2 separate regions of the Homo sapiens genome follow, and region 1 is linked to region 2. Evidence: chromatin loops called from intact Hi-C (ENCODE). Cell type or tissue: PC-3. All regions are shown on one strand. Each heading gives the region's core, and the rest is flanking DNA. Links, peaks and the distances in the headings are about the cores only. Region 1 overlaps ANKS1B (ankyrin repeat and sterile alpha motif domain containing 1B). Region 2 overlaps ANKS1B (ankyrin repeat and sterile alpha motif domain containing 1B).

Region 1 (16,086 bases), core at 8,087-16,086, 100 kb after region 2:
TCACATTTATTTAGGCTTTCACTACATAATCGCAAAAACACTATCTCATATTAACAAGAATAACAGCTACCTGGAGATCAATGAGTCTAGTCCTCTCATTTTATAGGTTAGACAACTTAATGAAGTCAGAGAGATTAATAACTTTGCCAAGACTACAAATTAGTGGCATTGGTGATAATAACAGTGATGATAATAATGATGGTGATGGTGGCAGTGATTACGTTAATAACCCACTAAATTCTTTGTGTGCCTTGTCTCATTTAATCCTTACAGCAGCCCTAGGAGGGAAGTACTATATTTATCTTAATTTTAAGCTGAAGCAACTAAGAATTTAAAAGATCAAAAAACTTGCCCAAAGTCACACAGCAAATAAGTGGCAGAACTGAGATTCAAAAAGCAGATGGACTCAAAAATCTGTCAAGTTAAAACACTAAACTACACTTCCTGTAGTTAAAATTACAACTCGATTCTTCTGACTCTGATCCTAGTTTAATATTGTTTCCCTCATAGCCTGTCTCCTAAATTTAGTGAGGTATGTGTTGAAATAGAAATCTAATACGTATTGCATTTATTTTCTAATATATTATCTGTTACCCCTACAAGTTTAATGTTACAGAATATAGATCCATCTCTAGCTGTAAAAATATACTAATATATATTATTAAGTAATTAGCAATAGTATTCATTTTATCAATATGACATTTAATCAATTTTAGTTTTTATAAGTCAGATGCACATAGTTTATTTCAAGAGGAAAAAAAGTCATCTCACTGTTATATTCTTGCAGAAGATTGCCCTGTCCTAAAATCAGGATTATTTGTAGACAATACAAAGCAGCTAAACTAGCTTCTCTTAGAATTTCCACTGTAGGAAATAAATAACAATATACACTAAGTTAAAAATAATAATGCCCTTGTTATTTATAATCTACCCTCAGGGAATTTTAAAGCACTTTTCATGTCGTAACAGTCTTAAAATGTTTCCAGGATATGGATTGGCAAACCAAAGTACTGTAAAAAGAATTGTGATTTTTTTTTTTTCTTTTAGATGGAATCTCGCTTTGTCGCCCAGGCTGGAGTGCAGTGGCACGATCTCGGCTCACTGCAACCTCCGCTTCCCGGGTTCAAGCGATTCTCCTGCCTCAGCCTCCCAAGTAGCTGGGACTACAGGCACCTGCCATCATGCCCGGCTAATTTTTGTACTTTTAGTAGAGATGGGGTTGCACCATGTTGACCAGGCTGGTCTCAAACTCCTGACCTCAGGTGATCCACCTGCCTTGGCCTCCCAAAGTGCTGGGATAATAGGCATGAGCCACCACTCCTGGCATAACAGTGATCTAAAAATCTTCTATATGGCCATGTGCTGTGGCTCACGCCTGTAATCCCAGCACTTTGGGAGGCCGAGGCAGGTGGATCACAAGGTCAGGTGTTCGAGAACAGCCTGGCTACCATGGCAAAACCCTGTCTCTACTAAAAATACAAAAATTAGCCAGGTATGGTTGCAGGTGCCTGTAGTCCCAGCTACTCAGGAGGCTGAGGCAGGAGAATCACTTGAACCCGGGAGGCGGAGGTTGCAGTGAGCCAAGATAGTGCCACTGCACTCCAGCCTGGGCGACAGAGTGAGACTCCATCTCAAAAAAAAAAAAAAAAAAAAAAACTATGTGAAGTAGCTCCTTGCACACAATAGTGACAAAAATATTTAGCATTTATTCAAAGAGCTATAATTTCCAGAACTCTTTCAATTCTTACCCTAATCCTGAGAAGCAAGCAGGGAAGATTACATTATCCCCACATTAAAGTTAAGGAAGAACTATGATTCATAATGGATACTTGTCTCAGCCAAAATCACAGTCACCAAGAGGCAGAGCCAGGATTAGAACCTTGGTCTTCTGACTCGTGAGTCCTATATACTTGCTACTCTACTTGATCTTTATTTCTTATATAAAAGAATGTTCAGTTAATGTTTGACAAATGAACGTATGCAATGCATGAGCAAATCACATTTCATCAGAAAGAAATGCTGAATTTCTAAATTTCAGACCAGCATTTTGCCATTATATAATTTTTTCTCTGTAACTATACTTTTTGTTTCTGAAGAATGAGGCTGTCCCCTCAACAAGTATAATTATCCTCTAGAAAAGCAAATTGTCTTTGAGCTGATAAGCTGATAAACAGCTAACACACAAAATCACTAAATTTTTCTAGATAAAAATCACGAGTTAAAAAAATAGATATATCTTCTTAGAAATATACCAAGAAAACCAAATGCTATAACTTTTAACCCTAGTTTATAGCATAGCTAAAGAACAATTACTATATAAACTAGACACAGTTTTGGAATGAATGAATGAAGACTCATTTATACCAAGAAGGAAGAAAAGAATCACAACACAGTTCACCCATGATTTCACATCTATTAAGTAGAAAATATTATCATATTCTCACAACTGTCAGCCTGTGCTGCCAGACTTCACATTTAGCAATTATCTCAACGCCAGCTGTCCCCACAATTTCGTTTCAAATTTAATATGCCCTAGAAAATATTACATTTCAAAATTTCTAGCAATTTGCAAAAGATAGAGACAGAAGAGGCAGCCTCTGTAGCAAAGGCATGTGTAGGCTCTCTGCACACTGTGGGAACACACTGGAATCCTATAGTGGACATTTGTTATGTGCCCCCCAACCCTCTCCAGGATTATTCTGGGTCTTCTGGTACAACTCCAAAACCTCATTTAGATAACACCCCTCCCCCATTCTCAGTCCATGTAGACTGGATGAGGTCTCCTTACTCCACTCAACAAAGCCAAAAATGAACATAAGACTGCTGATGCCAACATCAGTGCTTTCTACTACATTATGCTTCATATTACAGTGACATTTATTGTTTTGTCTGCCTAACACAACATTCCCTTCTTATGGAATGGCAACTAATGGCTATGTGATCAAGCTGCCTGGGTTTGAAACCTGTTCCCACCACTTCCTACCCATGTGACTTGATCCATTTATTTAACTGCTCTAAGCCTCCATTTCCTCATCTGTAAAACAAAGATTCATTCACATATTCAACAAATATTTATTGAACACTTATTATGATCCATGCTTGTGCAAGTGCTGAGATAAGAATAGTGAATAAGATAGAAAAGGTCAATATCCTCATGGAGCTCAGATATGGCAGTAAACAACAATAAACCAACAAGAGAGGTGCAGATTATAAGCGCCATAAAAGAAATAAATAATGGGAGAAGATAGTAAAAGAGTGATTCTAGATCCACTTACATAGAATGTGCAGAATTTCAGGATAAAGAGGCTTTCAGTATAAAGCCTCTCTGAGGAGGTGACATTTTAGCTGAAATATAAAAAGAAAGAATAAGCCAACCACTCAAAGAGAACTGGAAGATCATTCCAGGAAGAGGGAAAGCCAGAGGAAGAAAAGAGCTTGGCACAAAAGGACATCTAGATAACTGAAGCATGGCAAGTGAGAAGGGGGTAAAATAACACAAGACGACATCAGAAAGCTAAACAGAAGCCAGACTGTGCTGAGCCTTGCAGGTATGGGAAGAAATTGAGATTTCATTCTAGGAGCGAGCAACGGAAATCCATTGAAGTGCTTTATTTAAAGCTTTGTGTTTTTAAAATGTTATTCCAGCTACTATGGAAAGGATGGATATGGAAAAGAAGAGTCATCTATTCAATATAGTTAAGAGGATGGATGGAAGAGGGAAAGAAGGAAGGAATCAGGGATGATTTCTAGGTTACTTGGGTTGAGCAGCTGTGTATATGGTGATCTATTGATTGAGACTACAAAGATTAGGCAAAAGTCAGGGTTCAAGAATTATTACATTTGAGATGCCTATCAGATCCTCAAAATAGCTGTTATACACTTTTTTTTTTTTTTTTGAGACAGAGTCTCACTCTGTCATCCAGGCTGGAATGCAGCGGCACCATCTCGGCTCATTGCAACCTCCACCTCCTGGGTTAAAGCAATTCTCCTGTCTCAGCCTCCCAAGCAGCTGGGACTACAGGCATGCACCACCACGCCCGGCTAATTGTTGTTGTTGTTGTTGCTGTTGTTGTTTTTAGAGACAGGGTTCGCCATGTTAGCCAGGCTGGTCTCAAACTCTTGACCTCAAGTGATCCACCCTCCTCGGCCTCCCAAAATGCTGGGACATGAGCCACCATGCCCAGCCCTGTGATACATATTAAATGAAATAATCTATGTAAAAAGCACAATGCCTAATGCAGAGTAAACATTCAATAAATGTTAGCTATTATTCATGTTTTGAGAAAAAGAGGAAAGTTCCTTCCTTGGTCTACCCATGTGGTTTTGGTAATGACTGATGACTTTATCTTATCCCATGACCCAGCTAGGGCATTGGACAACTAACTGGTCTAGATGAAACCAACAAGAATCACACTCTCTTAGCTGTGGTGATTGGTCCATCACTCAAGCCACACCAACTTAAGTTCTTCCCTATGATTTTCAAACTAGAAGCTGAAAGGGAAGTTCCCCTTCCTCTTCAGTAGGGACCCTGTAAGAGTCCAGGGATGCTGATGGTAAAGTTCCTACTTCTAGGAGAAATGCCCTCTGTAATTGGAGGGAATAAGGCTGATACCCAGAGAGAAGCACAGATGAGAGACAGAGTACTAGAGGCAGAGAGTGCTTATTTCTAGTAATTCTAGGGTAGTGCTGTCCAATAGAAGCATAATACAAGCCACATATGAAACACTAAAAATAGACAGGTAAAGTTAATTTTAATAATACATTGTATTTAAACCAATGTATCCAAAATAGTATCATGGTAATATGCACTCAATATACAAAGTTGCCAAATAAGAATGATACAATGGACTTTGGGGACTCCGGAGGAAAAATGGGAGGGGGGGAGAGGGATAAAAGACTATGAATGTGGTGCAGTGTATACTGCTCGGGCGATGGGTGCACCAAAACCTCACAGATCACACTAAAGAGCTTACTCATATAACCTAATACCACCTGTACCACAATAACTTATAGAAAAATTAAAAATAAAAAAAAATAAAAAGTTGCCAAGTGTTCAAAACCCAGTGTGTATGGTAAATTTGAACTCAGACTAGCCATATTTCAAGTGATCAAGAGCGATATATGACTAGTGGCTACTGTGTTGGATAGCACTACCAACACTACCTGGGCTCTACCCAGGCCCTTTGCAGGCCATAAGCCAATGCATGCCCTTGTAGGATTTCATTAATTTAAGTTGGATTTGTGTCTCTTATCCCGAGAGTCCTTAATTTACCTAAAAACATTATTTCACTTATTCCATTTACATCTGAAACCCTAATAATTCTTTTTTTTTTTTTTTAGATGGATTCTTGCTCTGTCACCCAGGCTGGAGTGCAATGGCATGATCTCAGCTCACTGCAACCTCCACCTCCTGGATTCAAGATAATCTCCTGCCTCAGCCTCCCAAGTAGCTGGGATTACAGGCATGTGCCACCATGCCTCAGTAATTTTTGTATTTTTAGTAGAAGAGGGGTTTCACCATGTTGGCCATGCTGGTCTCAAATGCCTGACCTCAGGTGATCCGCCTGCCTCAGCCTCCCACACTGCTGGGATTACAGACATGAGCCACTGTGCCCAGCCTAATCATTTTTTTAGAAATCACACACAGTACATTATATTCTGAAAATTGATTCACCAATTCTTATTAGCATAAGGACTATCACCTATTTCCCTACTTGAGTGCCAACTCCCACTTCACATATGCACTACAGTTAAGACTCATTAGACCTCTGTATTCCAGCCTTGATTAGCACAAGAAACCATAATGGAGCATCTGCAAACAAGAATCAAAGGTACTACAAGTGATAACTCTGATTGAGTTGATCTGAGGTGGAATCTGGGACTCCATTTTTTTAAATGTTGTCCTAGTAATTTTGATAATCACCCAGATTCAAAACTACCGAGTTGGATCACTTACTAAATCTAAATAGCAACTTCTGCCCCTTATTTACCTTTTCTATTGTTACAAGTATTTCCTCTGTTGTATTTACTGAAGCGCATACTATATTCACCTTTGTATACTTAATTCCTAACCCCTTAATGGATATACTTCAAATATTCAATAAATATTTGTTGAACTAAAAGAAAAACTTAAAGTGGACTTTTAATATGATGCTATTTCCAATATGATATCTAAAATAGTCCAGAGAAGTAGTGGGAGATAATAAGAGTACTAAGTTTAGGTAATGGCCTATCTCTCCTTCTTTCTGTTCTAATTTTAATTAGCTCTCTGCTAGTCTGAATTGAGGGTAAAGGGAGTTAATTGTTGGATTACTCTGACTACAGTTACATTAAAAAGAAAGTGCCCTGTGGCCATATTAAGTGCCATGTTGTACCCAAATGTCCACCTGTAGTTAGATAATTTTGATTTAATTGACTTCACTCACATCCAGAGACCATGGAAGGGAGTGGAAGTTTGGTCAATTAAAAATCAAGCATTAAGAATGCCAACTGATTCCTCCTGAGTGAGAATTAGAGAAAAGGAATTCTAGGTCTGTGGGCACAGGGAAAGACATACCAAAGCATTCATAAATGGCTCTTGGTTCCTCACCTCCTTCTTCTCTTCCACACACACATTCTAGGAGGTTCAATAAAGTGCTGTAATGTGTTTTGCACACAGAAGGTACTCAACAAAGTTGTATCAGTTGCTGGGGCCATAACCAAGTATTACAGGCTGGGAGGCTTAAACAACAGAAATTTGTTTTCTCACAATTCTAAAGGCCAGAAGTCTGAGATCAAAGCATTCGAGTGGTTAGTTCTTGCTGAGGCCTCTCAATCTGGCATGCAGATAGCTGCTTTCTTCCTGAGTCTTCACAGGGTTTTCCCTCTGTGTTTGTCAATGTCCTAATCTCCTCTTCTTATAGAGATACCAGTCATATTGGATTAGAGCCCACCCTAATAACCCCATTTTAACTTAATTACCTCTTTAAAGACCCTGTCTCCAAATACAGTCACATTATAAGGTAGATGGGGTTAGGAGAGCAACATATGAATTTAAGAAGACATAATTCAGCCCATAACAAGTACCGTCTAGGTAACCACTCTAACAGAGGTTAGATGAATCCAAGAATAGCTGAATCTTGAAGAGGTCATATAGAGTTATTTGGTTTCAGGGATATGTTAAACATGAAAGATCTAAACCAGCGGTTTCAAACACTACTGTTCAACAGAATCGATTATGGGGTATGTTACAAATTATGGGTGTTCTGGCCACACTCAGAAATTCTTAGGAGTAGACCAGGCATCTGTATGTTTGCAGCCTGGAACAAAGTCTGGTATTGACCCTAAAAGACATGTCAACCTAGACAGCCAGCAATGAGGCAAGAAGCAGGACTGGCAATGAAGAGGAAAAGACCTCACGTGAATAATGTAGTGATCTGTATCGCTACATTCTCTTCATCATTAAGTCTCTGTTACCCAAAATTCACTCTAATACCATATTACTCTCTTTGTGACTTTGTCCAAACAAAGTCTTCCCAAAGACGTAATGCACAATGAGAAGTCTATGCTTATGATATTTTTCAGAGGAGGGCTGGTTAGAATCACAAATGATGATCATTTACTTCACACCTAATATAACTCATTCTCCGCTGAACGGAATTTGGTTGATTGACTGATTTGTTTAGGCCAATGGATTCAAGGAAGTGGGCCATATTCATCTCATCTTCTTCTCCTTTAAGCTGCCTCTGGGACAAGTTGACACACATTTTCACCACTCTCTAGTCTCATGGTTGATTAATAATATCCGTATAATTATATTTCATCCTATCATTAAACAGTACTGGATTCAAAGTAAAACTCAGTGAAATAATTTGGCACAACTGCTTTTAAAAATTATATTTTTGTATTTTCTCCTTCATATGCTTCTTTATTCTATCTCTGCCTTCCATTCAACAAATATTTATTGTAGTGCCGGGAGTATGGGAATATAACAATAAATAAAACATAGCCTCTGCCCTTCAGAAAAGTAAAGTCTAGAAAAGAAAAAAAGATGTGTAAACAAATAACCACAAGAGAATGTGCCATATTATAACAAAGATACACATAAGGTCCCATGGAGCACAGAGTAGAGAACTAACATTGCCTGAAGGCAGAGCTTACACACAAACTGAAGGATACAGTCAAGTATCCAGGCAAGGACACAGGACAAGAACAGGCATTAAAGCAAGAAAATGCAAGGCAAGTTTAGGGAACAGAAAATACTCATGATGGCTCTAACAAAAGGCTTGTAAGGTTGGGACTCATGGTGGGCCTTCCATGCTACACTAAATAACCAGCACTGTCAGGGGAAGTCACTGATAGTTTTTTAAGCACCATCAGTTCTGTGTTTAATTTCCCCCAGGCATAAAATTTTCCTGAGGCTGTCTGCTGCTCCCCACTCCCCAGCGTGCGCCCCTCTTCCACAGCCCCATGCCGCCTGTGCTGTAGCAATCAGAAGTACTTACTGTTCTCTAAATATGCCAGGCATGTTCTCACTGACTGCTAATGTCAAAAGCATGACTTGAAAAACATCTAAATGCATGATCAGACCAGTGATAGCAACCCTATGGTGGAGTTTTCAACAGTTAATAAGGGGAGCAATATTGAATCATTCCAGTTCTCTATATTTTGTCATTTGCTGTTCCTGCTGCTTCATGGAAAAGGGTTATATTTTCTCTGTAAATAGAACTTGATATATCTTCATAACCGTCAGCAGGGATGGACACTGTGCTACTTCCCAGCAAAAGGTGAATGAAAAGTGATAGCAGTTAAAATGGTGTTCTTTGCTGTTTCTCTGTTTTGTTTTCATACTCTTCTTTTAAAATCAGACTGTAATTTTAACAAGGTGGCAGGTAAAGCATTCCTTTTTGCTTTTAATGCTGCCTGGAAATAATTTGTTTTCTCCTCTCCAGAGAAATTCTTAAAAAAAAAAAAAAAAAAAAAAAAAACTGTAAAAACCTGACTGTTCTGATACAAACCTTGTTAATAGGATGTTCACCTTAAAACTAACCCAAAAGAGGAACAAGTAAAGCAACATGATAACAAATCACAGAATTTTAGAAAGGACTAAGAGCAAATGTAGTGGTGTGGTTAAAAGCTATGGTTCCTTTGAAGCTCAAATTAAGAAGAACCTGCTAGTACTGATCATCTAGCATCCTAAGTGGGAACATAGCAAATAGACATAGAATTATAACCCTAAGAGTTGAAATCAGAATAATAGCACCAATGAACTCCTCAAATCATTTTTTAAAGGAATATATTTGTGAGGCAATGCAAGTGAAAATTACATAATATACAGTTACTAAATTCCTGAGAGTTCTATTTTTGTTTATTCAATATCTACTAATATAAGGACAAAAATCATTGCTAATGATCAAAAGAGCATAGCAATCATTATCAAATTAAGAGGCCAGGCATGGTGGCTCATACCTGTAATCCCAGCAATTTGGGAGGCTGAGGCTGGCAGATCGCTTGAGCTCAAAAGTTGGAGACCAGCCAGGGCAACATAGTAAAACCCATCTCTACAAAAAAATATAAAAATTAGCCAGGCGTGGTGATGTGCACCCATTGTCCCAGCTACTTGAGAGTCTGAGGTGAGAGAATCACCCAAGCCCGGGGAAGTCAAGGCTGAAGTGAACCATGATCACGCCACTGCACTCCAGCCTGAGCGACAGAAAGAAACCCTCTCCAAAAGAAAAGAAAGAAAAATTAATTAAGATGTGATTCAATACATTTTTTCCAATTCTTTAAGTTATTAAGAAGCCAATGTCAATCTCTCATCCACTGCAGGAATCTCCTAGTTTCCCTAATATACAACTTCGGTCTCTGCTGAAATATTACCTTTTTTATCGTAAATACTTAAGGTATACAACATGATGTTTTGTTATACATATACATAGTGAAATCATTATCACAGTCAAACAAATTAACATATCTGTCATCTCAGATACCTTTTTTCCCCCTTTGGTGATAATCTACTCTCTTAGCAAATTTCTAGTATACGATGTGATATCATTCTGTACATTGGATCTCTAGACATGCTGTACATTGGATCTCTAGACATTCATGCTACATAATTACAACTTTGTACCTTTTGACATACATCTCCCCATTCCTGTCCCTCCCTCCCCACCCCAGGCCCTAGTAACCACCATTCTACTCTGTGTCTATATATTCAACTTTTTTTTTAGATTCTGCACATAAGTGAGATCATGCAGTGTTTTTCTTTCTGTGCCTGGCTTTTTCACTCAGGATACTGTCCTCCAGGTTTATCCATGTTCTCTCAAATAGCAAGATCTCCTTTTTTAAGGCTGGACAATATTCCATCGTGTGTGTGTGTGTGTGTGTGTGTGTGTGTGTGTGTGTGTGTGTGTGTGTACCACCATTTCTCTATCCATTCATCCATCAACAAATGCCTAGGTTGTTTCCATTCTGGACCATGGTAGATACTGCTGCAATAAACATGGGAGCTCAGATATCTTGACAAGGTGCTGACTTCATTTCCGTTGGATACATACCCACAAGAGGGACTGATTGCTGAGTTATATTGTAGTCTTATTTTTAATTTTTTGAGGAACCTCCACTCAGTTTTCCATAGTGGCTGCACTAATTTACATACAAAAGTTTCCTTTCCTCCACAGTCTCACCAACACATCTCTTTTTGGTTTATTTCTGAACTCTCTATTTTATTCCATCTGTCTATGTGTCTGTTTTTATGCCAGTACCATACTATTTTTCCATATTATAACTTTGTAATATAGTTTGAAATCAGGAAGTGTGATGCCTCAAACTTTGTTTTTCTTTCTCAAGATTGCTTTGCCTATTTGGGGTCTTTTATGTTTCCATACAAATATTTTCTATTTCTGTAAAATATTACCTTTGCCTCTTCTTTTCCTTTCTTCCCATGTCATAGTTCCCTTTCTTTTTCTTCCCTCTTCTCTCTATGCTTCTCATTCTAGATCACATTTGGGTAATGTTAGGTACATGTATATAGTGACTATTTCTCCTGGAAGATGATTTAGACTACAACTACAACTATAATCACTTAGAAAAGTGTAGAATTCCTCTGTCCACCTAGAATAGAGCTGAATTTGTTCATATTCCATTCCAAACACAGCATTCTAGGAAACTATGAAGTATTCTGCAAGCTGTAAAAAGATCCATATAATAGAATATTATTTGCCATTAAAAAGGAATAAAGGGCCAGACGTGGTGGCTCACGCCTGTAATCCCAGCACTTTGGGAGGCTGAGGTCAGGAGTTCAAGAACAGCCTGGCCAACATGGGGAAACCCCTTCTCTACTAAAAATACAAAAATTAGCTGGGCATGGTGCCCCGTGCCTGTAATCCCAGCTACTTGGGAAGCTGAGGCAGGAGAACTGCTTGAACCAGGGAGGCGGAGGTCGCAGTGAGCCGAGATCGCACCACTGCATTCCAGCCTGGGCTACAGGGCAAGACTCCATCTCAAAAAAAAAAAAAAAAAAAAAAAGAGGAATAAAGTACAGATACATGCAATAACATGGGTGAATTCTGAAAACATGCTAAGTGAAAGAAGACAGTCATATAGGCCACACATTGTATGATTCCACTTATATGAATTGTACAGAATAGGCAAATCTATTGAAACAGAAAGTAGATTAGTAATTGTCTACACTGGGGAGATGGGAGGAATGGGAAGTGACTGCTAATAAGTACAGTGGCTTCTTTTTAGAGCGATGAACATATTCTAAAATTAGACTGTGGTAGTGGTTTCACAACTCTGTTAATATATTAAAAACCATCCAATTAAAAACTTTAAATAGGTGAACATTATGAGAATTATATCTCAATAAAGCTGTTTAAAAACATGTATCTAACGCAACAGTCTATGTGTACACACCCATAATATATGCATATATATACATACTCATTTACAGAGAGTTCTGAATTATCAGCCTGCAGTTTATCCACTGAAATTTTAAAATTCAAAATTTCTTACTTCCTTGATTGTATGAGAATGGTAATAATAACAATAATGACAGCAATAATAATATCAAGTACTCATTTAGTTCATACTATGTGCCAGCTATTGTGCTAAAAATACGTAATCTTATTAAAACCTTACAAAGTCACCAAATAATAGAGTCTGTTACTAACCATTTTAACATATTATTTTTTATAATCCTCACAACAAGAACTACAGTTTTTCTCAATTTATGAGAAAACTGAGATTTAGGGTGGTGAAATAAATCATTCTCGGTTTTACAGCTAGTAGTTGGCAGAGCAATGATTTAAACTCCGGTCACTGCACTCTGCTGCCACTTGAGCTATCCCTCTGTAAGGGCAATTGAGTCTCAGTGAGCTAAAAGAATCTTACATTACTTTTGCAGACAGGCATCTAACAGAGTAGGAAAAATCCCAGAACCAAAAGCTGAAACCCAGACCGCAGTCTGAGTCATGATACAAACTAACCAGGCCAGCCAAATTCCAATCCTCTCATCTACAAACATGGAAATTGGAATAGAAATTTTTCAAGGTCCTATCAGCTTAAAAGTCCATTTGTCCAAGAAAAACTTACTTAAAAATCTGAGTCTTCAGTCCAAAATAAACTTGCCAGAAGAAATGCTTTCTTTATTTTCTGCCCTATGAGTTTACGACTATTATTAGGTTGTAAAAATATTAAGTATAACTGGAAACTGAAAGCATAATTAACATTTACTTATAAAGTTCGATATCACCCATTAGCAATATAACACATAATGATTTATTAACTTTTTACTATAAAAACTTTTAAACATATTCAAAAGTAGACAGAATAGTATTAAAAAACCCAACGTACTCATCATACACCTTTAAAAATCGTCAACTCATGGTCAAATTTGTTCCATCTATATACCCTCCCACTTTGAAGAAAATCCATGGCATCATAACATTTCTGTAAATATTTCAGTATCCATGTGTAAAAGATAAGGGTTCCCTTCTTAAAAGTATAATCATGATACCATCATGACACCTAAAAATATTAACAATAATATCTTAATATGACAAACTTGGAAAATACATTTAGATATATAAATGGCAATAAATAATACAGATTTAAGTACCACTTTCACTGATATTAAAAGATAAACCTAGGCACATTAAAATTTTAAAGAGTTTATTTGAGCATTCAGTGATTCATGAATTAGGCAGCACCAGACTGCAAGTGATTTGGGCTCCACCAAAGGCGTGCAAGGGAAAACTTTTATAAGGTGTCTGTGGAAGCAGGACAGAGAAAATGTTTGATTTATTAAAGTGGAGAGTCCCTACTTAGAGGTAATTGGCAGTGTCTGGTAAAGACTCTAGATAGAGATTCACTGGTGCTTTCTGATTTGTTAAACTTAAGTTTCATTTCACTGTTTTACAGTGTGTTTACTGTTTACAGTGAGTTTGGTTTCAGTTTGCTTACATAGGAACCCAAAGCACTACCTAATGGTTTCCCAATCAATTTTTTTTTTTTTTTGAGACAGAGTCTCACTCTGTTGCCCAGGCTGGAGTGCAGTGGCATAATCTCCACTCACTGCAACCTCTGCCTCCCGGGTTCAAGTGATTCTCATGCCTCAGCCTCCCAAGTAGCTGGGATTACAGGCACACACCACCACGCCTGGCTAATTTTTATATTTTTAGTAGAGACAGGGTTTCACCGTGTTGGCCAGGCTGGTCTGGAACTCCCGGCCTTAAGCAATCTGCCCGTTTCAGCCTCCCAAAGTACTGGGATTACAGGCGTGAGCCACTGCACCTGGCCCCAGTTAATTTTTTTAACACTGACAAATTTTACTTTGAGTGTTAAGGCTATCTGTATATTCAAATTTTCCAGACTATTATTTCTATTTGAATACATTATTTATATATATAATCTATTATATCTATACCTAATGTCTCTGTACTCTATTCATGAAATGTCATATGGCACTATACTGAATGTGTCCATAGAAGTAGAGTACTAAACATTCTATATATACTGAGCTTATTAGTTTTGTTTACTCATTGAGCTTGCCTGGTATTGAAAAGAAATTAAATTAGTTAGGCATGGTTTGTTTGTGATTAACCTTTCCTGTCTTCCACAGTTCAATTTATCATCCTCTTCGTGATACCAAATGACTACTTTATGAATTGTTCCACAAATTTGCCAGCTATTATTCACGAGCTACATATTTTATCCAACTGAAGTGTTTATTCTGTGACCCTTATTTTCATATAACTCTCTATAACCATTTTGCTTCTACCATACTTACTCTCACATTCCTTCCCTAGCTTGCCTTGCCCTCCAAAACAAAAAAGCTTCCACCATGAAATTACTAATTGATATTCTGCCTTATAAACTTTGCCTTGAAAGATTCCTTTGAAAAATTAATTTCATTTCCTCGATCTAGCCAATGATAAAATAATGATGACAGCAAACAGAAGTAGAAACAGCATAATTTTTTAAAAAAGGAAACATCAAATTTTGTATTGAAAATTTACATCAGCATTTCACTAGTGAACAGACATTTCCTCTGAGAAAGAGTGATAATTACCATTTGCACCTCATGTAAGGATTTTCCTGAGGCCTAAGAAAGCTATAAATAATATAGTTTCTTTTGAAATAAAGAAAAAAAATTTAATTTTCTTTCATCACGCTAACAAGAAGTAAAATAGGTTGCAAATAATGGTGTAGTAAATGGATTAAAGAGATTAGCTTCAAAATAACTGCACTGCAGGACCTAAATGCTGAACTTGGGTTATCCAGGCTAAATAAAGGCCAGTCATCATCTTATTTTTATAGTTCAATCATAAGTTAGGGCTTATGGGAGTAACGCAATTAAGAAAATATATATATTTGGGGGAGTTGGAAAAGTTTGGAAAATTTCAAAAATCAAATCACATTTCAAATGGATTAGGAGAACTCACTAATTAAAGGTGGATAGATTTCATACTGTTAAAAAAAAAACTCAAACAAGTAAAAAAAAATTTATGATTAACCACCAATACAAACAATAGGCAAATTTATTAGTTTCTCTGCTCTTGCTTTACAACTGTAACCTTTATAACAAACCCTGTTAGACCTTGTAGGAGACCCTGTTAATGCCCACACCATATCCCCCTGACTTGTCTGTGAGTTCTCTTCCACTGCTGTGGATAGTCATGCTGATGCTGACAGCTTCCCACCTAAAGGACCCACAGTTCTTTCTCCATTTTCTCTTTATTCTTCCTGGAACCACCTTGCACATACACTACCCATGCCTAAGTCCTTACACCAGGGTCTGCTTTTGGGGAAAACCCTAATAAGACTGTTGGTAATAGAAATAGCACTAGAAAGCAGACCTTCAGAATGAGATTCTGGAATTGCATTACTTGCTGGTCAGAGGGCAGCAAGGATCCAATTTCTAGTGATAAGTGAGTGGTGATAACCCCTAACAGGCTACAGCAGTATAATGCCCAAAATTTTTAACTGAGGTGGACTGTAATGTGTTACAGGAAGGAGGAAGTACAAGCTTATATAATAGCTCTAATACTTGAAAGACATGTGGTAATCAAAACAAAGATTTTGGAGTATGTGTTAACTACTCGAGAAGCTTTGAAGAATGAGAATGGCAGGCTTGGGTAAGCCATCTATCAATTCAGGGCATGCTGTAAAAGTCAGAAAAACTCCATGTCAGTATTTAAAATGAACCTTATCTCTGGCACTCAGCTAACATACTATACTGAAATCAGGCCTAAGATTTGATGAAGGAGCTTAGCTACAAAGACAACTAAATGCACAGCCCCAGCAGGTCTCCCATCAGGGCTCTGATAGGGAAAGGGGGAGGGTGGTGATGCATGGGAGGGTGATATTTAGGGGGGTGTACATGAGACCACTAAACACTCAAATCTGCTGAAACCTCTGGGCCGGCAGAATCCACCCTCATCCCTTTCATAAAGGTAAGCCACCTCTAATTGCATGGAGACCTGGCAAAGGACATACCTGACGGGGGTGCCTTCCTCCAGATCTGCCCTTCATCTTTCATTGCCTCTAGACCAGTAACTAGGGTCAGGTCCTACTGATAAAAGCTCCAACTGTAAGGCGCAGTGG
Region 2 (17,008 bases), core at 4,007-12,006:
TGTGATTGCTTGTGGTTTCCTCAGTGAAATAAAAGCAGTATCATGATCAGAGAGGGATGATAGAGAAGGAGGTGTTGAAGTTTTGGAATAGAGATGTCGTGAAATTATCATCTAGGGAAATCAGAGAGTAAATGGATTATAATGGATAATTATCGCCTATGTACATATCTTATTTCTGGTGCCACTATAAGCCTTTGAGAGCAAAAGCTGTATCTTACTTAGTTTTGCATCTTAACAGCTCTTAGCATGGAAACTTGTACTTTTTATTATTAACTTTCTGTAATTTTACTTTCATTTCCTTTAATAGTCACATAAAGTCTAATTGGCTTAAGGTTGTACTAGTTCTTTAACTCTTCAAGTCTTATGAGAGAAACTTATAAGAAACTCACACAATGAAAGCACTAGCATGATATGGCACTATCGCTATCTGGTTACCCAAAATCAAGTTCAAAATTCATAAAAATAATTGCTAACTTCAAGAGAAAACTGCCCATTCAACCCTACTTTCTTAATATCTTACTTTGACTGATTCTCTTTATTAAAAAAATATTTAAAGACTAAAGGGTTTATAAGTAAAGATGATATGAAATTTGCCCAAAGTATTACTTACTATTTTAAATATGTGTTATAATTTAAAATTACTCAGAGAGTAATGATGCAGAAAATAAACTTCTAGAGCAAATATTAACATCAATGCTGCATTTAAAAACATATGTAGGTCAGGTGCAGTGGTTCAAATTTGTAATCCCAGCACTTTGGAAGGCCAAGAAAGGAGGATCACTTGAGCCCAGGAGTTCGAGACCAACCTGGGCAACATAGTGAGACCTTTTCTCTACAAAAACTAAAAAAATTAGCCGAGCACATCAGCACATGCCTATAGTCCCACCTACTCAGGAGGCTGAAGCAGGAGGATCACTTGAGCTTGGGAGTTCTAGGCCGAAGTGAGCATGATTGCACCACTGCCCTCCAGCCTGGGTGGCAGAATAAGACCCTGCCTTTAAAAAAAAAAAAAAAGTAAAATAAAATAAAATCACATGTAACTACTAGGAAAAGACAAGATCCTCAAAAGCCATCTATAAGTTTTAAAGATTTATTCATAATAACTTGAATGTAATTGAAGTCTAAAAGTACAATACTATAATTTACCAAATGGGATTACTTTTAATACTAATTCCCAACAGGTTAGCTAGAGCAGTTTAATGAATATTAAATCTACTGAAACAATTTGAGGCTACTAGCTACATTGTTCACTCTCAGCCAGTGAGAATATCAACAAACCTACTTGATATTCAAAAATTTTGCACTGAGTCTGATGGGAAAAACTTGGTAACAATTAATTTGAGTAATAAAATTAAATATTCACCCCCCCCCAAAAAAAAAGGCAATGAGACCAAAAAAAAAACCAACATATTTTCTATGAACAAAGCAACAATAACAAAAGCAAAATATCAACTAAGGCTAAATATATTATGGAAGATTCATTTCATTGAGATATATTTTAGAAAGATGTTGTCAGTTCTACTTCCTAGAATTCTTAGAATGAGTGTCAATAGAAGAGGTTATAGCAACACAGAAGTTGTCCACCTTACTCAGACATCACCCCGATACTTCTGATTAGGTGTTCAAAGTGATCTAAGCATATTGTCTGCCTTTCTTCTGATATGTGAAGAACAAATCTAAATGTGGTGAGGACCAAGCAGACAATCTAAAGGAATGACAATGGCAATGATATAAAATGGTAGAATGAGGTCGGAGCCTTGGAAAGCATTTACCCCATCTAAAAGCACTCAAATTCAATATTTTAAAATACTCTTTAGCCAAATAATGCACATATGCAAGCTAAAGGCCACCTAAAATTCAAAGTCGTGTTGGACTTTCAAAGGTCCCCTTCAAATGTCACTTCCATCAATGACTTCTCATGTTCTCCCTCTTAAAATCCATATTTTCCTCACCCGTAGATCCACAGCTCTTTGTTTTAGCATTTATTATATGTCATGGATGGGAGTTATTCTTGCAAATTTTTTGTCTCCTCCACTAAGCGTGGGGCAGAGATAGTTTTGGTTTTTTATTCTCCAAAAGCACAAAATACAGTGTTTTGCAGAAAAAAAGGACACATCATATACATTTATAAAATTGAATTTAAACTCTTTCCCTTCTGGTCATGTCATCTAGTACAAAACATGAAAGGATCTTGGTCAGGGATACCAAGAAGCTTACTGACCTCAGTCAGAGGGGAAGTCCTTGGTTATATTGCAGTCTGTGCAATCAAGTTTAAAAATATTACAGAAGTGTGAAAGCAGTACATCCAGATTAGAGAAATTCAACATTTATACAATAAACATCTAGTTTATCATTAAACAACTTTTAGGAAAATAACTTTGTGAGTCACCTACAATAGTAAGCATACCTACTTATTTTCAATACCCCTTTGAGGAGAGAGACTGTTTTTCCTTAATATGACTGTTAGAAAAAATTCTTATGCTTTTTTGAGAGGCTGCCAAAGTTGAATAAATAAGAAATTGAGAAAAGATATTACAAATATCTAAACTACTAAATAATGCAGGCAAAGCTCTAAAGCAAGCTCTGGTTCAGGGTGCTAGCCTTAAAACTGAGATTGGAAGGCCTGAGATTTTTCTAAATTCAATAAAGAAAACTCTGGAAATACAGGATTCAATCTCTGAACAATTCCTAGGAAATATAACCCCATCTGTGAGCACGCATTCCACCTGGAGTGTGTAATTATTTGCAACATTTGCCACATTTAGTCCCTCTGGGTATTCACACCCTTTTACAATTCACGCCCTCTTCTAATACAGAGGTAGACTCTATTTTCCAACTCCTTGAATATGGGTTGCCTTTATGACTTGCTTCAGCCAAGCAAACATGGCAGAAGTGAAGGTGTACTAGTTCCAAGCCTAGGCCTCAAGAAGCCTTGTACAATTCTGTTCTCTCTCTCAGAACCATGCATGCCATGTGAGTAAGCCCAGGCTGACCTGCTGAATCATGACAGAGAAGTGGCAGTCTCACCTATCACCCTAGACAACATCCAGCCAGCCTCTGAAACAGAAACACATAACTGATTTGCAGTTGATTTCACACACAAGAGAACACAGCCAAGACCAGAAGAACCATCAGTTGAGCTTAGACTAAATTGCCAATCACAGAATTATGAGCTAAATAAAGAGTTATTGTGTTAAGCTATTAAGTTTTGGGATAGTTTGTTGCACATCAATGGCTTACTAATAAGGGGAGAAGGTCACAATATGACAGAAAGCAAAAAAGTCTCTGGAAGATAAGAATGCTGCCATTAACTTGGAAGCCAAGAAATAACCATGAAAGGAGGAAAAGGCAAAAAAAAAAAAAAAAAAAAAAAAAGACTAACCCTGGAGTTGGGGCTAACTTAAGACAAGATATCAAAAGTAGGCTGTGGCCAGGCCCAGTAGCCCACACCTATAATCCCAGAACTTGGGGATGCCAAGGTGGAAGGATTGCTTGAGCCCAGGAGTTCAAGACTAGCCTGAGCAACAGAGCAAGACCTCATCTCTACAAAAAATACAAAACTTAGCTGGGTATGGTGGTGTGTACCTGCGGTCCCACCAGCTACTGGAGAGGCTGAGGCAGGAGGATCACTTGAGCCCAGGAGGTGGAGGCTGCAGTGAGCTGAGATCACGCCACCCACCACTGCACTCTAGCCTGGGCAACAGAGCAAGACTCTGTCTGAAAATAATAATAATAATAAAATATACTAAATTAAATTAAACTTTTTAAAGTAGGTTGACCATTCCTTGTGGAGAAACAAAACCTATCCAAATCCTATTCTTCCTACAAAGCTCACCTCAAATCACACCTTTTCCATTTTTTTTTTTCTGAGTGTCCTTAGGCATAGTGATCATTCCTTCATTAGTTATGTATAAACAGTACATTACGGTGGAAAGAGGCCTGGACTTTAATCAGTAAGTCTAAATTCACATCCCGGTTTTATCAACTATGTGTCCTTAGACAAATTTCTTAAATCTTTGAATCTGATTCCTCATCTCTTAACTGAAATTTAATAGTTCTCAATCCCAAAGGACAGTTGTGAGAATTGAATTCTAAATGTGTCAACATGCTAAACACAAAGTACATACTCAACAATGTTAAAGTGAATTTTGTTCCATTCATTCATTAAACTCTGACTGGATTCCTACTGTATGTTAGGCTGTGTGCTAGATATTGGGACAAAGGAAACAATTACTAATGATACCACACACAACTGCCATCTACTAACTTCTCATGTGTATAGCCCTCAAATTAGAATGAGGTTAGAGATTATGCCTTGTAGCTCTTCATATTTCCCAAAAGTAGGTGGCATAGTACCTTGAACTCAGTAGTTACAAAAGTACTTGTGAACAATTTGATTAAAAGATTTCTACATACAGGTTTTCACATTTGAATCCCAAAGCCAAGCAACAGCATCATCACTTTTAAAGCATAGCTAAAAGCACACTCACTTGACAGCTCACATCCATTCCTGCCTCCAGCAGCACCTGCACGACTGCTTTGTGGCCATTGCGCGCAGCAAGGTGAAGTGGCGTGTGCTTGCGAGTGTTGCAGCTCATTAAGTTAGGATGTGCACTGATGATCATTTTTACCACTCTAAGCCGTCCGTAGAGTGCCGCCAAGTCCAAAGGTGTTTCCAGCTTGCTATTTCTAATTGTCGGGTCAGTGAGCTCTTCTAGGAGAACAGCAACTACTTCTGAGTGTCCATATTGAGCTGCACAGTGTAGGGCAGTTTCATTTTCATTGTTCTAAGACAAAGATTTTTAAAAAGGCACATTTTCAGAAATTCAATTTGTTATCAAAATCTTAACACAGTAATTTAAAACCTGCAATGCTTTGAAATGTAAGTTAAGATTTATCCATTTTAACAAGTATGCCTAATGGAATTTTATATTTGATAAAAGTATCTAGGATTCATTGAATCAAAAAAAAATTTTTTATATCACTTTAATCGAAAACAATCCAACATTTCCCTAAATCATATATGCCAACTTCCAAAAATGACAAATGATTTAGCCATGTTTGTCAGAGGCCCTCCTGGGTCCAGAAGGACAGTGATATCTGCATGGTGCATCACATCTTTAGACATTTATTAATAAGAGAGATCAAAACAATTATAACAGACTTTTAATAGACTGGCTTTCCAAAAGACAGATAAGAAGGTAAATTCTTGGTAACAAAAGGTTTATAGAAAGGTTTCCCAAATTAAGTTTCATTTTATTTTCCATGTAAGTACAAATCATTGCTTCCTTTGCAAAGAAAATGAAAAGATTTTGGCCTTAAGATATAAAAGTACCTTTTTGAAATGTTATCATGGGTTGTGAGGATGGACCTAGATCAGTTCCCAGACAAGTTACTAGGAGTATCACAGTACAACATGTGCAGCTTATAAGGGTTCAGTTGAAAATCAATGAGATTTTCCTAGAAATGTATCAAGATTTTTAAAAATGTTAAGATACAGAAAACTGAACCCAGTTGCAAGGCAGAGGGACCCTTCAGACTATTTGAGCAATATAGGTAGATGGTGTATAGGTATGTCAGGAGGTGGAAGGGTCAGGAGAAAAATGAACAAGAAATTTTAGTAACAAAAATGCAATAACCGTAAATGAGGGTTCTGGAAAGAAAGAGCAGCTGCCACCATCAGAGTTATCATCATAGCTAACACTATGTACTAGACATAGTTGCATTTTATATATGTTTACTCATTTAATCCTCATTATGAGATAGATACTATTATCATTATCTCCATTTTACAGATGAGAAAACTGAGGCACTGAATAGTTGAATAACTGGCCTTCCGTTATACAGCCATTTAGTGGTAGGACCGGGATTTGAACACAAGTAGCCAAGACCCAAAGTGGGTGTTCTTAACCATCACACATACCACCTTCCAAAATAGGAACTATTACTACTACTACTTGTTGAGTGCCTAAAAACTATATATATTGTCTCATTTAACTCTTACAACAATTCTCCAAAATTTATATTAAAATTGTCTACTTCATGGACAAGTAAACTAAAATACAAAAAGGTTAAATTACACATCCAAGTAGAATTAAGATATTTTGCAAGCTGGATCTGACAAATCCAAAACCCATGCTCTTTCCACTATACCATGTTGTCTGCCATGTGTTGCTATATTGTCAAAGAAGAGCTGGGAATTAGTGATCTGAAAGCAGAATTTCTAGAGGTTTTGCTCAGAAAAATACCAACCGAGAATAGGGAGTAGCTGTTTAGATAGCTGTTCTGATGAAAATAAAAGGATAAGAAGTGTTCAGACCCAAACAAATCTTAATGTTCTAGAAAGTAACTCAAGTTTGCCCTGGATGATAGAAGAATGCAAGTAAGTTGAGAGTCTAGAGGGAAGATTTGAAAATTTAAAAAGGAGTAGAGTGACAAGGGGAAAACAGCACTAGGAAAGGCTTCTTACTACTTTACCTTGCAAATAAGTATCAAGAGAGAGCATTTGAAGGTCAAACCCACAGGGAAAAATCTACTCTTTCAAGACAATCAATGAAAAGTTAAGACCTGTTAGATGGGGAATCCAGCTGAGGGTACTGTTTCTTCCATCATTTGTCAGGAGTCCTTCTTTACTTGGTTTGAAAGTATTACTATAATCTACTTCTTCATAAACAATGATCACATACAGGTTTAGACTCCCTGGTCTTCTTATCTGTTTTTCTTATCAGGCTTATAAAACAGCCAATCTTATTACTTCACACCATGAAAACATTATACAGATATATACCTCCTGACCAACCCAAATTTCCCCCTGGTCTGAAAGGGATTCAATCTCAGTTTTCAAAATACAGTATCTCTTTGAGAAAAGAGAAAGGCCAGTTATGAAATAATGATTCCTCAAAGGCCTCTCTACTGGTCCAGAGCCCTGAGCCTAGGAAATTACAAGAGCAAAATCGAAAAATTTTCTAGTAACACCAATTAGCACTGTTCAGATCTCAAGGGAAAATATATCAATCATTCAAGACCTACTCAGGATAAAAAGTTCACAGATTTTATCCATGATCATCACATACTTGGATCGTCACCTCAGTGGACGCCACAACGGTGGTACTTTTACGAGAGCATGATTGTGTATTTGTGTATGCTCACAAGTGATCTAAAATAATCTAATTTGAAATAAATAGGCTGTGATGAGGCACTGATTAATAATTCCTAGTATGGCTATGCAGAATATTCTTAAAAGTTTTTTAATTCCTTCTTTTTTACCAAATGGGTATTCTCTGAAACATTAGGACCCTTCCAGATAATGGATGATAGAACAAAACTGGCTAACAAAAGCCATTTACCAAAAACTCTTGGTTCAGAGTAAAACATCTAACAAGAGTTGGATTCGAGTTTCGGTGAATGGCAAAGGCAATGTGTTTTTCAGATAAGGCCCCTCTGGGTTTTGCCCTAATGTTAAAATAAAGAAAAAAAAAAAGAGGAAGAGAAGGTAAAGGGAAGAAAGGATTAATGAAATTTAAAGAAATTGAAAATTTTCAATTTAAAGGAAATTTAAATTGCAAAAAGGAAATAATCAGATGATAAAAGAGAAGGATGTGGCAATTATAAAAACCATAATCCGGGTAGAGTCCACTTTGTTTAGAATGGTGAACAAGACCTAGGTTGAAGTGTTACCATGTAAATTACTTCATCTCTCCAAACCTATCTTATCTGTATAATGAGAATATTATTTTCCCTATAAACCTTATAATATAGTTTATAAACCAAAAGAGATAACATATTTTTAAAATGCATTGTAAACTTTAAATATTAAAATGTAGAATAGAATTATTTTTAAAGAAAGCTGTATTAGAAACCAAAGATAACTTTCAGAAATCAGAATGAAGCCCTGACTATAATGCATAATTTTAACATAACATAAATGTATTACTGGTTGAGAGCTTAGGCTTTGGATCAGAAAAACCTGCGTTCAAACACTGGCTGCATTTCTTAGTAGCTGTGATGTTACGGTCAATCTACTCTATCTCTCTAAGGCTGTAACTCCATATATATAGTAGCAACAGTAATCTAGGGCTTAGTAAGATAACGGGGATGAAGTATTTTGCACAATGCCTGGCACACAGTAAACAATCCATTAAGTGATAGGATTTAGGATGACAATACCAATGCGCTGTTGTGTAAAAGGCTCTGGAGTCAAAGTCCTGAGTCTCAGTCTCAGTTTCAGTCACTCAGTAACACGTGGCCTTCGACAAGTTGTTTAGTTTTACAGAGCATGATTTCTCAACTATAAAATGCGAGTGATATTATCAATTCAGAGGATTATTGTGAGAATTCATTAAATCGTATTTTTGAGGTGAAAGTGTTTAGAACAGTGCCCGCTTTACCTTATGTCTCAATAAATGCTAATTACCATTTTTATTTCCTTTATTGTTTAAATACATAAAAGTTTATAATTAACAAGAAGATTCTGTCCTATTCAGAAGGAAAAAAGAAAGCTAAAATTAAAAGTTATCTATAAAAATAAAAATCCTACATCAAAAAATTTAGGAGAAATGGCATAGAATGGGAAAACTATGATCAGCATCAAAAGAGTATACATATAACAATGAAAAAATACTAAAATTATGGTATTAAAAATCGTAAGAAAGTTGCAACTTCTTGCCAATAGAAACCGCAACACAAAGCAACAGAGGTGAACAAAGGACTTTGAATATGGTCTCCTTAAAAAGACACTTTTTGTAATTTAATTGATCTATTCAACATTACCAAAAACAAGTATTTCTCTTTAAAACATATAGCAACTTTTCACTTTCAAATGTAAGTGAATACTATATGTTATTTCTTATTTTCATGTCATTTAAAAACATCTTGTTTGTAAAAACTAACATCCTCTTGTTTAACCTTGGATTGTTTTTCCATTTTATTATTTCAGGTTTGCTTTGCAGTATTCAGACAATTTTAAGAATAACCACCAGATGGCTCATCTCATAAATGATCTAACTGTTGGTTTTCTGTGGAAGAGAAGAGCATTGTCATAAATTTCCTTTTAGCATGATATGATGATAAAGATAGCCATATCTGTCATGTTTTAAAGACTGGGTGCATTCTTATTAAAATTTCTGCATTTTTGTAACCTGTAAACATGGAAATTTTTATTGTGATAAATATTAATAAGATACTTTTCCAATTAATAAAATGTTTTCCTGATTAGTCCTTTCAACAACTGCATATATATTTTCATTGAAAAAATATGTATTTTTCTTCCCTTTGCTATTTACAGCAATTGTTACTTTTTATCCTTCAGTCTGAATTTCAAAGTCCGGCAAAGTCTGCATCCATTTGAACAATATGCTAATTGTGCTTTATTAGATATGCTTGCCCTAAAGTAACCTACTTGCATTGATATTGGACAACTGCCAACCTGCAGCTTAATGCCGTGATTGTAATTCAATTGTTGGACTGTCTGCTGGTTTTCAAATATAGTTTTACAAAATGGGAACAGTAGGGGGCATGCAGAGATCAACATGTTTGTTATCATACTGTATTAGGGGACCATATTTTACTTTCTAGAATCTGTGGTCCTATCTGTTTAGAATACTGACACTGGTTTTCTTTTTAAAATATGTCCATTATGTGTAATATAGATATTGTGTACTTACAAATACATTAACTGTCAGAATCATACTGCTGCTGTGTTTTATTCAACTTATTCTGGGCATATGTGTTTGTGTTTGTATATATATATATCAAAAAATTTTAACTTAATATGTGACAAGCAACTGTATATGCTATATTTCACATTTTGATTCACAAGAGTACTTAACCATGAAAGTGCTAAGTAAATGGTAAAGCATTATGCAAATGATAGGCATATCATTGTTTTAGCATTCAAAATTGTATTAAGAAACATTGTAATTCTCATTACACATATGAATTCTGTTCTATCTTTAAATATTCAATGGCTATAAAATGGCTGATTATATAAGACAGGCAAAAATATTTCAGCTACTTCCTTTATGTAGGATTTTCCCATTAACAAAGTATCTTTACAAATGCCCAACTTAGTCCCTGCATATCATATCCAAACACCAAAGAATTTTTCAAATTTCTCCTTTTAGGAAATTCAGCAATGGAAAGGCCTTTGGGCAAGGTAAAGATAAAAAAATCACATTTTCAATATGGCTTTGCCTTGTAAAACTAGAAAAATTACATCATGAGCAAACATTTGGCAAGTGCACCTGTTCATTGACCCTGGAATGTGATGGTCCATGATGAATAAGAATCTTCACAATTTCCACATCTCCTTTCCAGGCAGCCAGGTGAATAGGAAAATACCCTTTGTTGTCTGCTACATTTGTTGATGCCTCATACTGAAGTAGTTTGAGAACTATGTCCCTAAAAAGGAAAAAACAACAACAACAAAATAGGCTGAGCAAGACAAACTGTATTAAATAGGTAATTTTAAAAGAATACTAGATGCTGGGTGGGAATTTAGAGTAATCATTCAAGGTACTAAGATATAAAGTTGGGTTTCAAAGTTTTTGCCTACTCAACATTTGGCTATTTTACTTACCTGGAAAACCATCACCCCATGCCACACACACACACACACACACACACACACACACACACACACACACACAGAGAGAGAGAGAGAGAGAAAGAGAGCGAGAGCACACATTGACTAACCAATTAAACTACTTAATAGAATTCATATAAGCAAAACTTAACTTATTTCATTAATTAGATGAGCTAAGTAAAATGAAGAGGATACCAACTCCCATTTTTTTTTTTAAAAAAAGAGCTCTTTCCAGATAGCCCATATCTGAGATTTAGTTTGAAGGAAAAGTTGAAGTTACAAGTATATTCCTTGTTTACACACACACAAAAAGTTATCATAATACCAAGGAGGCATTTATAAAATTTACACATCATTCCTACAGATAATTGGAATAAGAGATTTAAGGGGTATGTAAAAGAGAAAGAAAGTGCAGTATGTAAGGGACCCTTGACAAGCTAACTGTAGTACTAGCCCAGGGTTAAAAAATAATAATAAAAAAATTTTAATAACTTCTCAGTGATGGCACACAACACACTTTGAGTATTCCTTGTTCCTACTTCTGTATTCCTTCACCTTTCTTCTCCAAGCATAAAAAATTATTTCAAAAGGGAAACTCATTTAAAAGACAAGTTCCACCATTAATGCAATTTCAACACATATTCAATATATCCTACCTCAAAAATTTTGAACTTAATCCCCACCAGGTTTTCAAAGTAAAAATCCTGACCTGCATTACTCAACCTTAGAAAGAATTAATTAATAATTATTAGCATAAATTATATCAAAATATATGTCAACAATCAAAAGCAGTAATTCTAAACAAAACTGTATTTTCATTTGGATGCATTTAAGAAGCAAATTCTATTAACTCACTAAATGAAATGCTAGTCAGACACACATAAATAAAAATATATATATAATTACAATATATAATAAAGTTGTTTCTTACATACAACAAATCACTAATGGGGAGGGTGAACATAACAGATTTACATTTAAACATTTCATAAAATCAGACTCTAGATGCAAGTAACAAATGAAAACATTTGGAGGAAATTTTAATAGAAGGAAGATTAGAATTTTGATAGCTCACAAGAAAAACAGATATGATATGATACAAAATTATGGTAAATGGTAAAACATACTGTCCAGAATGTGTCCTAAAGTCACAACATTTGACTTAATTGCTAAATGTAAGAAATCATGATTTTAAAAAAACAAGAATATGTTGTAGAAATATTTAGAATCCAAGGAGTCCTAAATTGTCTAATGATATAATTTCTGAGAAATTAAGAATTAAATTTTAACATTTCTCTTTGAAAAACCAGCATTATTTTACGAAATCTGAATTTAGAAGACTTGGATTTGTGTCCCAGCTATGCAAACTACCTGAGGCTGTGATTCCGGAGAAATGATAATCACACACCACATAATGATAATTCGATCAACAACAGACCATCCGCATATATAATGGTTGTTCAAAAAGATTATCATACCTCATTTTTACTGTACCTTTTCTATGTTTTGATATGTTTAGATACATAAATACTTTCTGTATCTATTGTGTTAAAATTGCCTACAGTATTCAGTACAGTAACATACTGTGCAGGCATGTAACTCGGGAGCAACGGGTCATACCATGTAGCCTAGGTGTGTGACAGGCTATATCACTTAGATTTGTGTAAGTGCACTCTATGATGTTCACACAATGATGAAATCACGTAATTAGACATTTCTCAGAATGTATCCCTGTCATTAAGAAACACATGACTGTACTTAGTCTCATTTTCTTTTTCTTCAGGAGATACTATAATGATAATGTCTACTCAAAACTGGTAATAGCATTAAATAAGATCATAAAAAAGAATTCACTCAATAAATAGTAAAGCACTATACCAATAATAGCACTTGTCCCAAGTAAAAATAAAATACTTTAGAAGTGAAATGAAATGCTTATAGAAAGTCACCTTCGAAAAACAGAATCAGAAAATCAGAAGGAAACTTAAAGGTTATCCAGTTCACACGCTTCTCCCCATTTCCCTGCCAAGCAAGGGTTGTTATATAGGGTCTTCCATTCTGACATAAATAAATACATAACTTCAGTGAGGTAATGAGAATTCAATACCTATGAATAACAAAAGCAGATAAGGAAAGATCTGAAGTCCCAACTCTCTACTATTTACAAACCTGGTTACCTTGAGGAAATTAAGTAACCTCTGTCTCTCTTTCAGATATTGTGAAAATAGAATTTAGAGATTACATCTTGGTGCTAGTTTCAAACAGTTATGGTGTGAATCAAATGAGAAACAGATGTAATTGTAAAATTATATATACAATCAAAAGTTGTTCTCAAGGCAGATTGTTGCAATGTTAAACAATTCCAGTGATTGCTTTTTAAATAAAATATTTCAGCATTTAAAAGGCAAAATAATAGCAAAAGAAGTTAGTCAAATTAAATACCTGGATCTAAAATGTAGAATTTAGCCTACTACAAAATAGACTTCTCCAAGTTACTGTCAAAGACAACTGTGAGAAGAGAAAAATTTCATTTCTTAATACCTAAGGAAATAAAAAATATATTCTGAAACAACTTCTCCTATAAAGCATTTCCTTTCAAGGGGTAAAGACGAAAAAAAGATTGATGGGATCATCAATTCTATTTCCTTTTACTCTTGCTCCAATCACTTAGAATTTCATTTGTTCTTTGGCTCAAATTTTACTGACATTTTCTAATAATGTAAGTGATATACATTCATTCTTCATTTATCAGGAAGATTTATGACAAGTGAAAAAACGTCTATTTTGAAAACTGACTTACTAATCATTTGTATTTTCTAGTATTACCACCATCTAATATCTAAATCAGAAAAGAATAATCTGTAAGTTTGTAAAATTGCCTTTGGAAAACACTAAGATCCTAACTACACATTATTTACACATTATTTTTAAGTTTTGAAAAATGTATTTATTTTAATAAATAAATATTTTGTTAAATGTGCTTATTTTTTTCTTTTTTAATTTTATTTCAATAGTTTTTGGGACACAGGTGGTTTTTGGTTCCATGGATGGGTAACACTTTAGTGGTAAATTCTGAGATTTTAGTGCACTCATCATCCAAGTAGTGCACAATGTTTCCAGCGTGTTGTGTTTTATCCTTCACTCCCCTCCAAACCTCCCTCCACCAGTCCCCACAGTCCATTATATCACTCTGTATGTTTTGGCATCCACATAGCTTAGCTCCCACTTAGAAGTGAGAACGCATGGTATTTGGTTTTCCATTCCCTAGTCACTTCACTTAGAATAACGGCTTCCAGTTCCATCCAAGTTGCCACAAAAGACATTATTTCCTTCTTTTTATGGCTGAGTAGTATTCCATGGTGTATATATATACCACATTTTATTTATCCACTCATTGGCACTTAGGTTGGTTCCATATCCTTGCAAATGCAAATTGTGCTACTATACACATGTGTGCATGTGTCTTTTTCATATAATGACTTCTTTTCCTTCGGGTAGATACCCAGTAGTGGGACTGACGGATCTAATGATAGATCTGCTTTTAGTTCTTTAAGGAATCTCCATACTGTTTTCTATAGCAGTTGTGCTAAGTTACAGTCCCACCAGCAGCGTAAAAGTGTTCCCTTTTCACCACATTCCCACCAACTTCTATTGTTTTCTTTTTTTACTTTTTAATTATGGCCATTCTTGCAGGAGTAAAGTGGTAGCTCATTGTGGTTTTAATTTTTATTTCCCTGATGATTAGTGACGTTGAGCACTGTTTCACATGTTTGTTGGCTGTCTGCATATCTTCTTTTGAGAAATGTCTATTCATCCCCTTTGCCTACTTTTTGATGGGATTATTTGTTTTTTTTCTTGCTTATTTGTTTAAGTTCTTTGTAGATTCTGGATACTAGCCCTAATTTGCAAATATTTTCTCCCACTCTGTGGGTTGTCTGTTTACTCTGCTGATTATTTCTTTTGCTGTGCAGAAGCTTTTTGGTTTAATTAGGTCCCATTTATTTATTTTCGTTTTTGTTTAAATGTGCTTATTTTAAAATTAAAATTAAAATTAAAATTTATTTTCAAATTTTTGTTTAAATCGAGCTTTACATCTTATTCAAAGATACCAGCTAATGAATTGGTTGAGCTCAGATTTCTAGTGTTAAAACATATTTGTGAAATATAAAGTTGTATCCCTGATCAAATAAGTATCTGTCAGTTTTACTAAGTTATAAGTAGAATAAAGTGTTAATCAGCAAATTATGATTAATCATTCTTATGATATATCCATATATATCCAAAGTAATATGAACTAAATAGGCCATTTTCATCCAGGCTCATTAGAACAATTTAAATTTCATATATAATATCTAAATTAGAAGAGCAGTTAATATAGTGTAGTACCAACTTAGTATTTTTATTGATACATAATAGTTGTATATATTTTGGGGATGCATGTAATATTTTTATATATGCATACAATGTGTAATGACTAAATCAGGATAATTGGGGTATCCATTACCTCAAAGGTTTATCTTTTTTTTGTGTTGGGAACATCACAATTCCTCTCTTCTAGCTATTTTGAACTATACAATATTGGTAACTTTAGTCAGTCTACTGTACTATCAAACACTAGATCTTATTCCTTCTAACTGTATTTTTGTATTTTAATCAAATCTCTTCTCCCCCCCCCCTTTCCTTCAAAGCCTCCTATAAATACCAATTAACTTTCTACTTCCATGAGATCCCCTTTTTTTTAGCTCCCACATATGAGTGAGAGCATGTGATGTCTGTCTTCCTGTGCCTGGCTCATTTCACTTTACAAAATGATCTCATGTCCATCCATGTTGCTGCAAGTGACAGGATTTCATTCTTTTTTATGGTTGAATAATATTCTATTGTGTATATGTGCCACATTTACTTTATCTGTTCACTTGTTAATAAGTAGGTTGATCCCATATCTTAGCTATTGGGAATAGTGCTGCAATAAACTGGGGAATGCAGATATCACTTTGATACCCTGATTTCCTTTTTTTTTTTGGATATGTACCCAGCAGGGGCATTGTGAAATCATATAGTAATTCTATTTTTAGTTTTTTAAGGAACCTCCATACTTGTCGTCCATTGTCATTGTACTAATTTACATTCCCATCAATGGTGTACCTGCATTCCCCTTCCTCTGCATCCTTGCCAGTAGCTATTATATTTGTCTTTTCAGTAAAAATCGTTTTAACTGAGGTGAGATGATACTGTGATTTTGATTTGCATTTCCCTGATGATTAGTGAGGTTAAGCATTTTTTCATATGCCTGTTGGTCATTTGTAAGTCTTCTTTCGAGAAATGTCTATAATCGTTTGCCCATTTTTAATGAAATTATTTGGTTTTTTGCTATTGGGTTTTTTAGTTCCTTATATGTTCTGGCTATTAATCTGTTGCTAGATAGATAGTCTGCAAATATTTTTTTCCCATTCTGTCAGTTGTTGAAGCTGGGAAAACTGGATAACCATATTCAGCAGAATGAAACTAGACCTCTGTGTCTCAACAAATACAAAAATTCAGTGAAAATGGATTAAATATTTACATCTAAGACCTAAAACTATGAAACTAGTAGGGGAAAACACCTCAGGACATTGGTCTGGACAAATAATATTTGGGTAAGACCTCAAAAACATAGGCAACAAATGCAAAAATAGACAAATGGGATTACATCAAGCTTAAAAGCTTCTACACAGTATTTCTTTAAATATTATTTAGGTTGAGCCTTATAGCTTACTTTAAGGTATCCACAAAGGAACACATCGCCTGTGCTTGGTCAACTGGCATGAAATATTCAGTCATTGATTGATGAGCATTTGGGTTGGTTCCACGATTTTGCAGCTGTGAATTCTGCTGCTATAAACATGCGTGTTCAAGTACATTTACTAATGTAACCAAATATCACCTGGACCACAATAACTTATTGAAAAATTAATGTTAAAAAATTCATTGGGACTGTGAAAAAAGAAATATTAAGTTACATTGCTAATCAATATCTGTAAAATAGCAAGCAGCAAAATAATCCCTATGTCTTAAATGTAAAGTAGCATTTTCTGATATCCAGCATTTGACAAATAACAAATACTCTAAAATCCTAAAGCAAATGTGGTTGACAAGAAAATAGAAAAAATATTTTGGAAAATGGAAATAGAAATGGAAAAATACTTTCCATTTCCCAAAAACAAAGTAAAACATCAAATTAAATTTAATAATATCCAATGTAAATAGCTGCAATATTTTGCAGCTTTAAGCTAATACATGTAAGTTCAGTTAAAAACAGGAATTCTAGAAGTATTGACTTTTGCTGCTATATTTAATTCACATCCATTTTCTGAAAGATATAAATACACATCTGATTAATAAAAAATGTATTTCGGTAAGTTCAGCATATGCTCTGAGCAAAATTAA

What was found. Peaks named below come from ENCODE experiments on the same cell type or tissue, not always from the same donor. Only the 100,000 strongest peaks of a DNase experiment are listed, where the experiment ranks them.
Region 1: it touches region 2 in a loop (4-fold over the local background); 8 of 110 quality-filtered maps call a loop at or near these places.

The regions. Positions count from the first base shown.
Region 1 is chr12:99,898,873-99,914,958 of GRCh38, forward strand. The region is part of intron 1 of ANKS1B (ankyrin repeat and sterile alpha motif domain containing 1B); the gene reads right to left. Among named protein-coding and RNA genes, the nearest start is that of ANKS1B, 78 kb to the right of the region's middle. In PC-3, for the core only: no CTCF peak of the experiment used is centred there; a DNase peak (open chromatin) is centred at 12,429; H3K4me3 peaks cover 526 bases; H3K27ac peaks cover 1,504 bases.
Region 2 is chr12:99,801,914-99,818,921 of GRCh38, forward strand. It overlaps ANKS1B (ankyrin repeat and sterile alpha motif domain containing 1B), which reads right to left. Exons shown (of 27, transcript NM_001352186.2): 3 at 10,242-10,398; 4 at 4,491-4,787. Among named protein-coding and RNA genes, the nearest start is that of GARIN6, 160 kb to the left of the region's middle. In PC-3, for the core only: CTCF peaks have their summits at 8,946 (motif pointing right) and 9,568; a DNase peak (open chromatin) is centred at 9,458; H3K27me3 peaks cover 3,528 bases.